Linked DNA regions of Mus musculus: region 2 is linked to region 1. The links are chromatin loops, found by intact Hi-C in ENCODE. Cell type or tissue: left cerebral cortex. All regions are shown on one strand. Each heading gives the region's core, and the rest is flanking DNA. Links, peaks and the distances in the headings are about the cores only.

Region 1 (8,333 bases), core at 244-8,243:
CTTTCCTTTCTCATTTTAATTATTTATTTATTTACAGGGGTATGGCTTGGTGTGCCACCACATGTGCCTAGAGATCAGAGGACAACTCTGGGAGTCATGATTTTCTCTTTTGGTCATGTGGGTCTTGGGGAATCCAACTCAGGAAGTCAGAGCCTTTAGCTGCTGAGCCATTGTTCTGGTCCCTTCTTTGTCCTTTTAATTACAAGATACAGATGCCTCCTCAAGTTATAACAAGTTATATCAAGAAGAGGAGGGTGAGGTCTCTCCGAGGATTTCAGGGCAGTGGGGTGGGTACATGCCGTTTGTTTTCATGCCAGGTCCACATGACTTTGCTTTCAGAGGTGCTGGTCTCCACCATGGCCTTCCTACAACCCTTATTTTGTAACTTCTGCTAACACTTCCTTTAAAAAGCCTTCTATTGGCTCGACTCACTAAGGGCCAGGAAAGAGAGACCTTCAATTGAGAAAAGTCCCCTACCAGATTGGCCACTGGGCAAGCCTGTGGTGCATTTTCTTGATTAATGATTTACGTGGGCTGTGCTATTCCTGGGTCACATCTCACCCCTCATGACTTCGGTCTCTTGTTGTCCATAAATCCCACCTCCCCACCCCTGACCTTGTCATTGTGGTCTTTTTATCTTTTGTTCTTCCTGCTAACCTCCCAGGGTTTTGCAACTTCTGCTAAAACTTCCTTTAAAAGGCCATCTATTGGCTCAACTCACTAAGGGCCAGAGTTACTATCCTATCCACCATACTTCCCTTTGGGTCAGTGGCCATCTATGGCTCAGTCCATTGGGGCAAGGAGATAAGGCCTATACTGAAAGCATTCTCCAAAGTCACTGGGGTATCCGGCTATGCCCTTTAAAAAGCATGCTGGGCAGAGCAGGGATGATTGACATTCCCTCTGGGATTCTACAGCCTCTGCCCATACCTCAAGTGGGAACTCAGAGCAGGAAACAATAATAATCAGCCTGTCTAGTCTCTTGTCTTAGAGGTAAGGAAGCTGAGGCTGGCCTGGGCAGGAGACTTAACTCCAGTTAGTGGCCAGTGGAAATGGTGGAATTTCTTTTATTTCTTTTTTTTAAAAAAAGACATCCATTTATTTTATGTATGTGAGTGCACTACAGCTGTCTTCAGACACACCAGAAGAGGGCATCAGATCCCATTCCAGATGGTTGTGAGCCACCATGTGGTTGCTGGGAATTGAACTCAGGACCTCTGGAAGAGCAGTCAGTGCATTTACCCGCTGAGCCATCTCTCCAGCCCTGAAGTGGTGGAATTTCGACTAAAGTTTTTCCTTTGAAATAAGTGTGAAGCGGCCAATCATTAGAAGCTTGTTCTTCCTTTCCACAGAGCACAGAGGTGAGGCAGGTGACAGTCACCAGGGCCACACAGTAGCATTTGGATAGACTGTGTGTGTTACAGGTTGTCCTTTCAAATGGCTCTGTGAAACACACACAGCCGCTTCGTAGCCACAGGTTCCTAACAAAGGTAGGCTGTATTATGTTATGTGCCCCGTGTCAAGGTCATTTACAGATGTCCGTCAAAGCTGAGATTTACAGTCAGAACCTTTGCATATATATTCTTGACAGAATCTCATCAATCTGCATGCAGGGGCTGTAGAAGAGTGGAGTGGCTATGTTTGGTGTACATGTGAGAGAGGGCTGAGGGCTGAGGGGAACAAGTGTCAGGAGAGCCAGAGGCCTCTTTTCTCCTGGTTCCAGTTAGGTTTTGTCTTAGTCAGGGTTTTTATTCCTGCACAAACATCATGACCAAGAAGCAAGTTGGGGAGGAAAGGGTTTATTCGGCTTACACTTCCACATTGCTGTTCATCACCAAAGGAAGTCAGGACTGGAACTCAAGCAGGTCAGGAAGCAGGAGCTGATGCAGAGGCCATGGAGGGATGTTCTTTACTGGCTTGCTTCCCCTGGCTTGCTCAGCCTGCTCTCTTATAGAACCCAGGACTACCATCCCAGGAATGGCACCACCCTCCCCCTGTCACTAATTGAGAAAATGCCCCACAGCTGGATCTCATGGAGGCACTTCCCCAACTGAAGCTCCTTTCTCTGTGATAACTCCAGCTGTGTCAAGTTGACACAAAACCAGCCAGTACAGGTTTGGTTTTGTTTGTTGGTTTGTTTTTGTCAACTTTTGTCAACATAAGCTAGAGTTACCTGGGAAGAGGGAAGTCAACGGAGGCAGCCTGTAGGCGAGTCTATAAGGCATTTTCTTGGTTAAAGATTGATTTAGGAGGACCCAGCCCACTGGGGGAGGAGCCACCTCTGGGAAGGTGGTCCTGGGCTACATAAGAAAAGTAGTTGTGCTAGGATACATCCTCCACCTGGACTTGAGACTTGGGTCTGAATCCTCTCCTGCCTTTAGCTTCCTGTCTCATATATTCACTATCCTACCTAATGCAAACCTATATGCTCGGCAGAGCGCCAGAGTAGAAAAAAAATGAGAGAACAGAAAGTGTTCCTACAGTAGTAAAGGCCAACACGGCACAAATGTAGAGCGTTAATTAGAATTGTTCTCAATATCAGCATTTAATGGAAATCAAACAATGATAGATATATTCCCCCGAGAAGAAGCTGGGACAGACTTAACTCCTTACGGGGCTGTCAGAGTAACCAGACCTCCCAACGATCAGGCACGTGGTGATCACAGAATCCTGGGAACTGTGTCCTGCAGCAAGTGGGGCAGCAGAAATGATACTGAGGAATCCTAGTAGAGAGCTCCAGTCCCCTTGACTGTAAAGTAGAGGGACAGAATTTACCATGGTGGGTACCAGTATGGATCCAGGGCATATGAAGCACTCAGCACACAGCACACACTTGATGGGTGTCATCACTGGTAGGTGGGAAAGTTTAGTGTATTTGACTGAGCATTTGACTGAGTCAGTTAGTGACTGCTGTGTAAGCGCTACCCTCACATTGAGTGGAACAGAAAACCATCACTGTTTCTTATTACTCACAGGCCCCCAGGGTATGCACATCCTCTCTCCTAATCTCTTATAGGAAGCTATTCTTTGCTGATACAGTCTGAAGAGGGATGACAGTACCCTTGTAACTAAGGGTCATAGGTATTCCTATTCCTACTTATAGTTGTCTGCCCAACTCTTGAGCTACTTTAGGGTTGGCTCAATTTTAAGGATGGATGATCAGTCAGTCTCAAGATGTTTGCTCTCCTGAGGCTGAGAGGGTGCACATAGTGCAAACTTTTAGCATCATCCAGCATCCATTATATGAGACAGGTTGTGGTGAGAAATAGCCCAAAGAAATGACTTGAGAATAGCCCAAGACAATGCTTATCTCATCCTTGCCTCAATCCAAACTTGAAGACAGTCCCAGTCTGGGGCATCTAAGATGGGAGGCTAACACATTCTCTTGCTTGGGGCTGCATGGGTTGGAGAGTTTTGCCATTCACAAACCAGTTTATTAAACAGATTTGAGTCTGAAGCAAACATTTCAGCCATACATTTTGTGTCCTTGCCAGTCAAGCAGTTGAACAGCTGAAGTTTGCCCTTGGTGCAAATTTTGTGCCTCAGAGTTAGAGGTGCAGTTCTGTTATCTGTTAAGTTGGAACTGACTGGTTGGTGATCGTTTTATACAATCAGGCTGTGAGTGGCTTCAGAGCTGGAGGATAGAAACTGGGTCTCATCCACCTGTGTCCCCAGCAGCTAACTTGGGGCCAGGCACATAAAAAGATACTTGTTGGATGACAGGCTTCTAATTTGGGGTTCCAAGATGAGCATGGTTGCTATGACAGGTAAATGGATTGCAGAATGTGTATTAAAATGTAAACTTCTAGAAGGTTCCATAGCCAAAGAGCCCGGCTTAGCAGAAATCACCACACAGTGGGTTGTGGTAGTCAAAGACCCACGCACAGAGACTTACATGAAGAACCACCAGAGGGCACTTCAGGCCCTGAAGTCTGCAGCAGGTGGCTGAAAGACACTTTGTAGATAAGGACACCTGACCCAGCCTTGGGGCCATGAGGATACAGTGAAAGTAGGCGTGAGGCACATGAAAAATGCACGACTTGGCAAACAGGTGGTTCAAATCCTCAATCCTCCACTTCTGCGGCTAACCTTTGTTGTGCAAACCACTGCTCCTTTGACTGGTGCCTGTTTCCTCACTTCTCCTGAGAGTTGGGCATATACAAAGGTGTCAAAACTTTCTCTAAGTCATCACTTCGTCACTCAATTAGACATCACTTTCAAACAAGTGCCTCCTCCTACAAACTTTCATTGTTTGGGATTAAAGGTGTGTACTAAGGTCCTGTCTGTGTGTCTGTATTCCAGCCAGAGGGATTAAAGGTGGGTGGTAAGTGCTGAGCTGCACCACAACTGGAAACAGAGTTCTTCACTCTTCAGTAAAGAACACAACCTCAGTGTTCACAAAGGGATCGGATATCCTGCAACACTAGAGTGTTTTCAGGGAGTCTGATGGAAGAGGTGTACAGACAGAGTGGACTGAAGGAGGAGAAGGCCACTCCCCTGGGTGTGTCCTTATGCTTGTAAACAACCACAGACTATGTTTGAGAAAAAGTTAAGCTGTTTTATTTCACAGGATAGCTCCACATCAAACCAGCAGGCACCATCAGAATACGCAACAGAGGATCCAATCAGACACTCTATAGGACGGGCATTTTGGTCATAAGGTAGAGAAATGATACCCAGAAGAGGGCAACAGTTAGCATCACATGGGGACAGGCAACCAGCAATTTCCTAGGGTGGTTTCAGTTTGTTTTTCCTGTCATAATTTGGGGGAAGAAAGAAAGCAAAGCAAACAAAACAGACCAGCCACTCTGAAGCAATCAGAAGCAAACCTATTGCCAAACCATGTAAACAGTCACACTGCCTGGAACGAGGGCCTGGGCAGCAGAGCTAGCCTCGACCCACATCCATCAGGGAAGGAAAGTGCAATCTGGTGGTTCCACTTCAAGGAACAGCTTTGTGATTTGCCTGGGACAGTTTGCACAGAAAGGAGTTGTCAGCAAAGGACTGCAATAGCCATTTGGCCAGTCCCAAAGGATGGGACAACAGTATGCTGGCAGATCAACTTTAAGAGGTCAGGAGGTCTCGGACTGACAGTGAAGTCCCTTCTGGCAGTTCCCATGGGTAGCTTGGAGTATGTGGAATTCTCCACTTGGAATTCATCTCAGTGGAGAAGAGACCCCAGAGAACCACAGGGAAGTGAACACGAACTGTCAGCCTTAGCTCTGCACAGCAGAAAATCAGCTAAGCAATGCCTTGGTTCACCCCTTTCTGCCTTTTCCTCCCCTGTCACACCTTTTCCTCCCAGTACGACAGGACCCACTACCGCAGCTAGAAATGACACCCCACTCCACCCCTTTCTGGGTTTTTCGGAAGAATGAGGCATTTGCTCTAGTGTGGAACCATCTGGAAGAGGAGAAGTTAGAAACAGAAAGGCTGAGAGGGAGGGCTGTTGTGTTAGTCCTTGGAGAGTTTTCCAGCACTCGTTCCAAATGTATGTGCGCTGGCCACTCAATGATGACCAAGTACCAAGTCACGATATGTCCTCTGCATCCATGCCTCCTGAATAAGAAAGGGATGCACCCAACAAGGCACTCTAGGAGATGCCAAGGAAGGGAACATCTGGACAGGCTTCTCTCCCACCAGCTCCCCTTGCGTACCACACACCAGTCTAAAGTGTTTATAAGGCAGATCTCTGAACTGCTGGTTCCAGCCAGTAGCCAACGGATGGCTCCATTTCCCTGTGTCTCTTTCCGCTCCGATTTGATTTCTTCATTGGATATAAACCTTTCCGTTCCTTAGGAATCCGTTTCCCTCCTGATCCCTGGTTTAGTGACTTCAGAGAAAAGACTCCCTCGTCTTAATTCCCACGCCCACAATTCCCTCCAGTTGTGTGCTCTGTCCGGGGGGGCTCAAAAGGCGCTTCAAGGTGAGAAGTTAGCACTGAAGAGAAGGAAAGACGACAGTTGTTCACAGGATCCCACAGCTCAGAGCAGCTCGACGAGGACAAAGAGAAGGAGGGCAGGGAGGGTGAGTCGGGTTGGAAGCTCGGCTTGTTCTCAAATTGATCGGAGAAAGGTCTTTAGTGGCAACTGGGCCACACGGTGCCCAGGAAACTAGACCAGGAATTAATTGTCTTTGGTCAGTTTTAATTAAATGAACATCTTGCTGGTTCATTCCTAAAACAGACTGAACACTAGTTATACATAAAGACAAAAGGCTTGACCTCGGGGTAAGTTGGAGGTTAAGAAATCATTCCATGAAGCCAAAATAAAATTTTTTAAATGCCCGTTATAAACTAACTGATCAGTACAGCTCTCAATAATGGTGATGAACATTGGTAGACACCACTTCCCCTTGTACGCTTGGCTATATTGAGGACTACTAACTATGTTACTACACCCCCCACCCCAATCACTGTACAATTAGGTTTCTGGTATTTGTTTTTACATCGATCTATCTACTAGGTGCAAAGATTTGGTGAGTGGCAATGGCTATAATGTAATTGTAGCCTTCATTTTAAAAAATTACAGTTTCACATTTTAACAGTTACTTTCCAGCATTTAACAAATACAGCAATATATAGTGGACTAAAAACAGGCAGGAGTCAGAAGGGAGATGCTCACACTAGATAGACACCGATGGGACTGAGTTGGGGCTGAGTTGGGACCTGGGGGTGGCTGAGACATGCAAGGGGACCAGATGAAGAAGTGTGTTGGGGATGGGGGTGGACAGTGCTTTTCCATTTGTTCTGCATCAAAGCTCAGATTGGGGGTTGGAAGAGCTGGGGACTCATCTGCCATCTGTGTGTGTGCTTCCCTAAATGTGAATTCATCAGCCACTTGCCAATGGGGGAAAGATAGATGCTTAAGGAAAACAGCTGAGGCTCTGCTCTTGGGACATTTGGGGGAGAGGCAGTAAGGAAAATGAAATAAGTCAACCCAGAGACAAATCTGCACAGCGTAACTGGCAATAGGTGTGTCCGGTAATAGATTTGTAAACTCAATTTTGCTTCTATCTGGTATCCAGGCAGAGAATATTGCATTTTTGCCTGGGAGGTGAGTGGACTTAAAAATCTGGAAATAGCCCTGGGATACAAAAAAGAAGTCTTATCTCCCGGATGCATAGCAGAGATAGCAGATTCCTGGAAATGAGGGCTTCCTGAGCCCAATGCAGCCCACTAGGCCATCTGGCATATCTTGTGCAGGTCCCAGTCCTCCCACCCCCAGGCCTTACTGTCTTCAACTATAAAATGGAGATATCTTTATGTGCTCAAAAAACAGAGGGCCCATCACAGCAGGAGTTGAGAGGGAAGGGGAGGCTTGATGGTTCGGGCATCTTCCTGGCATTCTCATTTGGAGCCCATTCTTGATTCCACAGTGTACTCAGTGCTGATCGTACAGGCAAGGCAGAATGGGTGATTCTCCCCACACTCAAGGACCAATGACTCACTAGGTCCCTCCCTGGGGAAGCGGTCAAGATTCCTTTCAATGGAGGACCCAAGAAATGGTGGAAGTAAACCCAAAGGGAAGAAATGCCAAGGATGGCACTTCAAAGCATCTGTAGGTGACAGGAGTGGTGTAGCTATGGGTCACAGGGCTCCTGTGGGGGCTGTGACACAGATTCCAGATTGTGGATTGTAAAACTTGGAGGTAGGCAGAGAACCAGCCAGTGTGTGTGTGTGTGTGTGTGTGTGTGTGTGTGTGTGTGTGTGTGTGAGAGAGAGAGAGAGAGAGAGAGAGAGAGAGAGAGAAGAGGAGGAGGAGGAGGAGGAGGAGGAGGAGGAGGAGGAGGAAGAGGAGAAGGAGATATCCTTGGTTGGTTTGGCATGCAGAGGGAGAGTAGAAATGGTCCCACTAGGATTTGATTCGCCTGTGGTGCATTATCCAACAATTCTGGAAATATCTGGAAAATGGAGACAACAAAAAAAGCAGGTAAAACGGAATCAAACAAGAGCCATGCAGGAGGCTGCTGTGACACTACAGAATCACGTACCTTGTTTCTACCACCATGTTTGTCTACATTAACTGCTTTAGAAGGAATGGAAGAAGAGGAGGGGAAGGGAGGGTGAGGAGCACTGCCGTTTTCATAGCATCCCAGCCTACGGTGCTTCCTAGCACAGTCCTCCTAGGATGGAGGCCAAGGGATGGCTGGGCACTGGAGGCTCCAGCGGGGAACAGAGTGTGGACTGCTCTCAAACAGACATGATGTGACTGAATGCCTCCTTGCCCATTTAGTTCCAAATCTGACAAAGCATAATCAGTAGAACGAGGAGGAAAAAAAAAACCATTAAATATTTTGAAGATGAGAGAAGTAAAACTTGTACAGTCAGCACA
Region 2 (8,333 bases), core at 203-8,202, 64 kb after region 1:
CCACTTTTATGCTTAGCCAGCCCAGAAGGGAGGAGCAAGAGAAGGCACAATGGATAACTGCCCTTTCAGACTGAGGCGTCTTGGGGCAGGGTCTCTTTAAAGAAAACATGCTAGCTGCTCCTTTCCATTCCTCATTCCTTGTGAGATTTAGCTTTGGAGTATACCAGTTCCATGGCCAACCTTGAAATTGTCCTCCAGCATCTCCTCTGACTTGCTCCTAGATCCTCTTACTCGGGGATCATTCAGCATATGTCTCCTGGAATTCACATCCAGTAACAGCGAGACACCCATCCACACAGTCTGGATACTCTTGACCCTATCTAGGGACTCACTGTGACCTTGAGACCACTTTCCTGGACTGAGTTCATTTTAGAATTGAAAAGGACAGTCATGGCATCTTAGCTGAACTCATCTATTTATAGGCAAGGAAATGAGAACTCAAGAAGAAAAGTGGCTTGTCCAGGAGCCAAGTTGCTAATTAGCATATGACTACACCAGGAATGAGCCTCTACAATCTTAGCCAGTATCTTTCCACCCAGGCACTTCCTCTGGAGAGAAACCTTGCCCCAGTGAGCAGCCACACTCTCATTCTCCTCCAATTCCTCAGATTACCAACAATCTACTTCCCGTGTCTCTCGGTGTGTCTATTCCGGACATTTTACATAAGTTATTTTGTAGAGCATGTGGCCTTTTGTGTCTGGCTTCTTTCACTTTGGGGTTCATCCACATTGTGGCTTGTATCAGGACTTCATTCCTTTTCATGATTGAGTTCCATTCAAGTAGTTTTCATCTTTTGGGTATGATGAACAGTGCTACTGTGAACATTCACATACAAATTTTTATACAAATATGTTTTCATGCCCCAGGGGCAGACACCCAGGAGAGGTGCTACTGAGACACATGGTAGCCTGGTCCACTGAAGAGCAACCAGATGGCTTTCCACAGTGACAGAACCACCCACATACACAACCTGTCCCTGACACTGGTGCAAGGTTCCCTGATTTCCACATCTGCATCCCTGCTTCTTCCTGCCAGCCTTTGTTATCGTGGTCCTTCTGGTGGCTTGTGAAGCACTATTGAGCTATGGTTTTTGTTTACATTTCCTTCATCCTTAGTGATGCCACGCAGACTGCTCTGTATTTACAGACCACCTAGACAGGGTCCTAAGGATTGTCTATTCAGATGTTAAAGAGATGGCTCAAGAGGTAAGATCAGTGGCTGTTCTAGAGGACCCAGGTTTGATTCCCAGCACCCACATGGTGGTTCACAACTGCTTATAACTGCAGTTCCAGGGAATATGAATCCTCTTCTAGTCTCTGAGGGCACCAGGTATACAAGTGGGGTGTATATATGCATGTTGACAAAACACCCATAGACATAAAATATTAAAAAAAGAAATGTCTATTCAACTTTATTTATTGCCCATTTTGGTATGACATCTTTGTCTGGATTTTGGGTCTTCCTCAATTTCAAAAATTATACCAGGACATGCACACACACACACACACACACACACACACACACACACACACTTTTATATGCTTCCCTGTTTACCCAGGTTCTATTGGGTTTTGTTCCCATCCAGTCTGTAATTTCTAACGGATCCTATAATCATAGAGTTAGGCCCATGGAAGAGCAGATAAACATCAGACACAGTGGCTGGCATATAGAAGAACTCTGCAAATGTTTCCTGGTGCTGGGGAATAGATGGATATAGAGATTCAGCAAGAAGATTATAGCTTTTGAAGAAGAAAGGAGAGTTAGAAGTCACAGATGTGTCCTGCCCTTCAAAACTCTCTGGCCATAGCAGACATCATTAACCGATCTCAGCACCTTTTCAGCTAAGCCTTGATATAGCTTCAGAATCCTCAATAGAGCATCCTGGGCAGCCGTTATCAATTTATCAGAGCCAACATGAGCAATGAGACGTATTTATCAGATTTAACAACTGAAACTCAGGGATCAGTGTTAATGTAGCATTTAAAACCCCAGCTCAGAGGTGGCAGAGAGGGCTCAGTGGGTGAAGTGGTGGCTGTGTGTGCATAAAGACCTGTTTGGATCCCTGACATCCATGTGGAAACTAAATGTAGGTCTGTAACCCCAGAGCTGGCGGAGGGGCAGAGACAGGAGACTCCTGGGGGCTTGATGGACAGCCAGTCTAGCCAATGAACTACAGGTTCAGAGACAGACCCTGTCTCAAACAGGAAGGCAGAGTGCAATAGAGGAAGGTATTTGATGTCACCCTCTGGTCTCTACATAGACACAAGACGGTGAGGACCACATCTGCATACGATTGTGCATACACTTGCATACAATGTACGCAAGTAAACAAACGAATAAACCCCAGGCTCCAAATCTTGAGCTCCCTCCACCATGCCTACAAAAAGCCTTGCAGCACCCATACACAGTGATTCTGAAGCTATGGTCTTTGACACAGCAATGGCAATTTCACAACAGACTTGTGACGGCTTTAAATGTTAACCTGACAACCCAGAATTGCCCAGGAAGAGAGTGTCAATGAGGAACTGTCTACATTGGGTTGGATTCTGGACACGCCTAGAGGAGATTGTCTTAACTGAGTGACGTGAGATGGGAAGACCCACCCTGAATGTGGTGACACCACCTCATTGGCTGGGTCCTGAACTTTGTTAAGTGAATCAAGCTAGCTTAGCATAAGCGAGCAATTGTGTGAGCACATGTGTTCCATCCTCTCTGCCCTTGATTGTGGATGTGATATGAGAAACCGTTTTCAGGACCTGCTCCCTGGATATCTCTGCTGTCGTAGACTGTAAGTGTGAGTTAAAGTAACTCTTTCTCCACTAAGTTGCTTTTTGTCAGGATGTTTTATCCCAGCCACACAAATGGAACCAGGCCAGGCTCCTTCATCCTTCATGCGAAGGAGGAGCGGCTGAGAGCACCGCTCTCCTCTCCGTGCTTTGCCCCATTCCTCTCACTCACCTTCTCCTTCATCTTCTCAATCTTCTTCACGGAGCTGCGGCGCTGGGGTCTGTCCTCGTGCCGGAGCAGGTTCATGCTTAGCTCTCCTGACTTGTTAAACTGTTTCTCCTCCTGCTTCTCAGCCTCCTTCAGCTTGCTTTCTGCACTGATGCTCTCTGCATGGTACATGTGGTAGGTTTTCATGACCTGAGGACAATGCGTACAAGAAACCAATAGGCCATTATGGCTCAGCACGGTACATTCTGTGGTCCCTGGCCCCACCCCAAGGGCCACAGAACTCTTGCTTTCCCATTACACATTCACCTTAGCCTCTTTACTTCTGCACAGAGTCCCTTAGGGCTGGAAATGAAGATGCTCCTCAGGTGAAACAGCTTTATCGTGAGTGACATCATTATCACCCTCATCATCATTATCATCATCACATCACTGAGGCCCTACTAAGTGTCAAGCATGAGCTAATAAACAAAAAATTAAGAAGAGCCACGACAACCTACAAGTGATATGGTAAGCCAGGCTCTTGCTGGCCATCCTCTCTAGTCCTGCCAGACGTGATCCGTGTATCCTTCTTCCTTATCTCCACCCTGAAGTCAATGGAAAAGCCCTAAAATGGGCTTTGCACACGGCCCTGTTACATAACCTAATAGATACTCTGCGGTCCCTGGAATACATTCAACCTTAGCTATACAAAGAATTCCAACAAAGCAAATTGCACTCTGCTGCTCAGCTTCTATTACAAAACAGGATATGATTATAACAGGGGGAATTCTGAGCCTGAAGTTGCATCCTGAAACCTTTCCAAGCTTACAAAGCATCCTATGAATGAGACACGTAGCCAGCGCTTCCTCTCAGATCTTGATGGAGACTCCTCTGCAGCCCACCCGACAGGGCTCACTTTAGTAGTTTCCCCCAGGGCTTTGAGAACCCACTTCTCACTGATCTCATCCACTCCAGTATGCCAGTTCCAGGACACTCTTTGTAAACCCCACAGCCCAGAAAATATTGTCAGTGGTACGTGTTTGACATCTAGTGGCCAGAAGGAATGAGTGCAGCCTTCCAGGTGAGCGACAAGGTCCTGTTGTTCCCAGGGTCTTTAGGCTGTGGTTCACAGCAAGCATTGAAGATAGTCAAGAGTTGGTAGCACCTACTGCAGTTGTCCCTTCAGATGCTCCACGATCCCTCTCTGCTCAGAGGCATTCAGCTTCTGCTGCTTGTATCTACACACACACACACACACACACACACACACACACACACACCTCCTGGGTTCAGTGAAGATTGCTACATCAACTTTTCTACTTCAGCTTTCCAAGTCTGTTTATCTCAGCATCAACCTATCATCCTCACTGGGTAATGCATTGGGGTGGGAGAAGCATTTCTACATGTGTCTAGATCAATGGTTCTCAATCCCTGGGTGTCAAACCCTTTGGGTACAATCTTTTCACAGGGACCACCTATTACATATCATGTATTTGCATAATAATAACAGTGTCAAAATTACAGTTATGAAGTATCAATGAAAATAATTTGATGGTGGGGGGCCACCACAACACGAGGAACTGTATTAACGGGTCACAGTACTGGAAAGGTTGAGAAACGCCATGCTGGATCTTCTGCTCAGCCATCCACATGTGCATCTGTCTAACTGCACCAGGGCAGCATCCCAGATGGGTGTTCCGCTTCCCATGTTTTCCACCTGCCTCGGTTTCTTCCTCCCACCCCACCCACCCCCTGCCATTACCTCAATTTTTCACACACACACCCTTGAGCCACACAATGCTCCTCCTATGCCCTACAAGCCAAACTTCCCAGGATCCTTCCTGGGCTGTTCTAAAACTCCCATGCATGAAGAATAAAACCCGAGAACCTGGGGCTCAACTGTCTATGATCCCATTGATGGCTGGTCCCAAAGATAACAGGGAACCCAACTGCACATGGTGACATGGCAGACAGCTGCCACTGAAGAGTGTATTTAGAGGCCTCTCAGAAATGAGTTGATTTATGCCGGAACCCTCAATTGTTGCCTTTATTTAATTACAGTTATCCTTTGGTATTCATGAAGGGCTGGTTCTCAGTCTGCCTCATGGATGCCAAAATCTGCAAATGTTCAAGTCTCTTATATAAACAGTACCACAACTGCACAAAGCCTAAGTGTGTCCTTCTGTAGGCTTTAAGTCCTCTCTAGGTCACGTACAATATTTAATGGAATGCAAATGTTATGTAAGTAGATTACTGAGTATGTAGTAGTTACTGAGAATAATTGTAAGAAGAAAGTCTGTTCATGCTCAGTGTAGACTTTTCTTTCTGAATATTTCCACAGGTGCAAAACAGACAGATACCCAGAACCAACTGGACCTGAAACACAGACTTCAGTAGGGTAAGAATTTAGTTCAATAGCCTACAAGAGTCTACTTGATGTTCCAGTTCAGGACATGTAAAGTTGTATTTAAGCTTGCCTGGTACTTCAAAGTTTACAAGCATCTTTCTATCATCTGCATCCATTGAAGGAGCATTTCAAGCCATCCTTAGTACACTCTTGGAGACAGTGGGACATCAGTTTAAACAGCAATGTCACATAAGGCTTACTGAGCACCTCCTACATGATGAACCTTGATCTAAGCACCCACATCCACCACAGTATTTCTCATTAATAACAAACAAACAAACAAACAAAAAAACAAAAAAAAACAAACCAAAACAAACCAAACAAAAAACAAAAACCATGAAAAGGCACCTGTGAACTCTGATTTATAGGGAGGACCTAAAAACACTTCAGTCATCTTCCTTGAGGTCAAAACACTAGCATTGCTGGAGTCAAGGTTCAAAGCCAAGATGTCCGACCCCACTGTGGGAGTCTAATGAGCACAGGATTGTAGGTCCCTCTTACTATGCTTTTTCCACCATGCAAAGGGATGACAGAATCCTAAAGTCCATAGGACTTCAGAAGAACTTGGATTCCCAACTATCCTATAACATCCTTGGTGTCTATGGAGAGGATGGGTGTCTTCATGCTCTCCTAGTGTCATTTGGACGGGAGGATGTATAGGTACTTTATAAACAGATGTGCATAGTGACTGGCCTTCAGAAGCTATACACTAGGGTGGGGCATATGTCCTTTTTTGCAAAAGGCAAAAAAATCTCCTAACTGAAAACATCCAGGAAATCTAGGACACAATGAGAAGAAGAAACCTAAAGATAATAGGTATAGAAGACAGTGAAGATTCCAAACTTAAAGGGCCAGTAAATAACTTCAACAGAATTATAGAAGAAAACTTCCCTAACCTAAAGAAAGAGATGCCCATAAACATACAAGAAGCCTACAGAACTTCAAATAGACTGGAATAGAAAAGAAATTTCTCCCACCACATAATAATCAAAACACCAAACGCACTAAACAAAGAAAGAATATTAAAAGCAGTAAGGGAAAAAGGTCAAGTAACATACAAAGGCAGAACTATCAGAATTACACCAGACTTCTCACCAGAGACTATGAAAGCCAGAAGATCCTGGGCAGATGTCATATAGAACCTAAGAGAACACAAATGCCAGCCCAGGCTACTATACCCAGGAAAACTCTCAATTACCATAGACAAAGAAACCAAGATATTCCATGACAAACCAAATTTACACAATATCTTTCCATAAATCCAGCCCTACAAAGGATAATAGATGGAAAATACCAACACAAGGAGAGAAATTACACCCTAGACAAAAACAAGCAAATAATCTTTCAACAAATCCAAAAGAAGATAGCCACACAAACATAATTCCACCTGTAACAATAAAAATAACAGTAAGTAACAATCACTTTTCCTTAATATCTCTTAACATCAATGGACTTAATTCCCCTCAAAAAAAACACAGCCTAACAGACTGGATGCATAAGCAGGACCCAGCATTTTGCTGCATACAGGAAACACACCTCAATGACAAAGACAGACATTATCTCAGAGTAAAAGGTTGGAAAACAATTTTTCAAGCAAATGGTCCCAAGAAACAAGCAGGAGTAGCCATTCTAATATCAAATAAAATCAACTTTCAACCAAAAGTTATCAAAAAAGATAAGGACACTTCATACTGGTCAAAGGAAAAATCTACCAAGATGAACTCTCAATTCTGAACATCTATGTTCCAAATGCAAGGGTACCCACATCATAAAAGAAACTTTACTAAAGCTCAAAGCACATATCACACTCCACACAATAATAGTGGGAGATTTCAACACCCCACTCTCAGCAATGGACTAATCATGGAAACAGAAACTAAACAGAGACAGAGTGAAACTAACAGAAGTTATGAAGCAAATGGATCTAACAGATATCTATACAACATTTCATCCTAAATCAAAAGAATACCTTCTTCTCAGCACCTCATGGTACCTTCCAAACTTGACCATATAATTGGTCACAAAACAGGCCTCAACAGATACAAGAAGACTGAAATAATCCCATGCGCCCTATCAGATCAGCACAAAATAAGGCTGGTCTGAAATACCAACAAAACCAATGGAAATCAGAGATACACATGGAAGCTGAACAATGATAACTTGGTGAAGAAAGAAATTAAAGGTTTTTTTAGAATTTAGTGAAAATGAAGATACATCATACCAAAACTTATGGGACACAATGAAAGCAATAGTAAGAGGAAAACTCATAGCTCTGAGTGCCTCCAAAAAGAAAGTAAAGAGAGCTTACACTAGCAGTTTGACAGCACACCTGGAAGCACTAGAACAAAAAGAAGCAAACACACCCAAGAGGAGTAGATGGCAGGAAATAATCAAACTCAGGGCTGAAATCAACCAAATAGAAACAAAAAGAACTATACAAAGAATCAACAAAACCAGGAGCTGGTTCTTTGAGAAAATCAACAAGATAGATAAACCCTTAGCTAGACTAACCAGAGGGCACAGGGACAGTATCCAAATTAATAAAATCAGAAATGAAAAGGGAAAACAAAACAAAACAAAACAGAGACCAGAGGCTGGGTCTGTTGACCCCTAAGGCCTGGCCTTTTCTAGTAATTCTGTTGCCTTTCTTGGTATTCATGTACCTGTCACAGCTTTCCAGATGCCCAGATACTGGAAGGAAAGTGGTGAAGATCCTTCAGATCCTCATTCAAGTGCAAAAGATAACAGACAACTTGGAAGTCAACAGCATCCATAAGGAGACATGGTTTATAGGGCATCAAGAGGATCAGTTGCTAGGAAACATCTTCTAAAAGATACAGTCTAGGTATACTTTGATCCCCAAGAAGGGCCACATTCTGAAGCATTTGAGTGTGCCTGAACTCCTGGACCAAGCCATTAAAAAGACATCTAGGAAAAAAGGGAAGTCCTACAATTTATTTGATCACCCATGTACTGGCTAGTTTTGTGTCAA

The links. A loop is a pair of places that touch in the nucleus more often than their neighbours do. Peaks named below come from ENCODE experiments on the same cell type or tissue, not always from the same donor. Only the 100,000 strongest peaks of a DNase experiment are listed, where the experiment ranks them.
Region 2: a loop joins it to region 1, with 2.2 times the contacts of the local background. A loop is called at or near these places in 10 of 42 quality-filtered maps.

Annotation. Positions count from the first base shown.
Region 1 is chr6:112,713,434-112,721,766 of GRCm38, forward strand. Srgap3 (SLIT-ROBO Rho GTPase activating protein 3) reads right to left here. Exons shown (of 22, transcript NM_080448.4): 22 at 4,538-8,333. It also overlaps the pseudogene LOC108169181. Among named protein-coding and RNA genes, the nearest start is that of Gm26799, 18 kb to the left of the region's middle. In left cerebral cortex, for the core only: a CTCF peak has its summit at 3,903 (motif pointing right); DNase peaks (open chromatin) are centred at 3,930, 5,495, 6,762 and 7,170; H3K27ac peaks cover 1,435 bases.
Region 2 is chr6:112,777,915-112,786,247 of GRCm38, forward strand. Srgap3 (SLIT-ROBO Rho GTPase activating protein 3) reads right to left here. Exons shown (of 22, transcript NM_080448.4): 5 at 2,959-3,144. Among named protein-coding and RNA genes, the nearest start is that of Gm26799, 82 kb to the left of the region's middle. In left cerebral cortex, for the core only: a CTCF peak has its summit at 3,982 (motif pointing left); DNase peaks (open chromatin) are centred at 487 and 3,776; H3K27ac peaks cover 1,369 bases.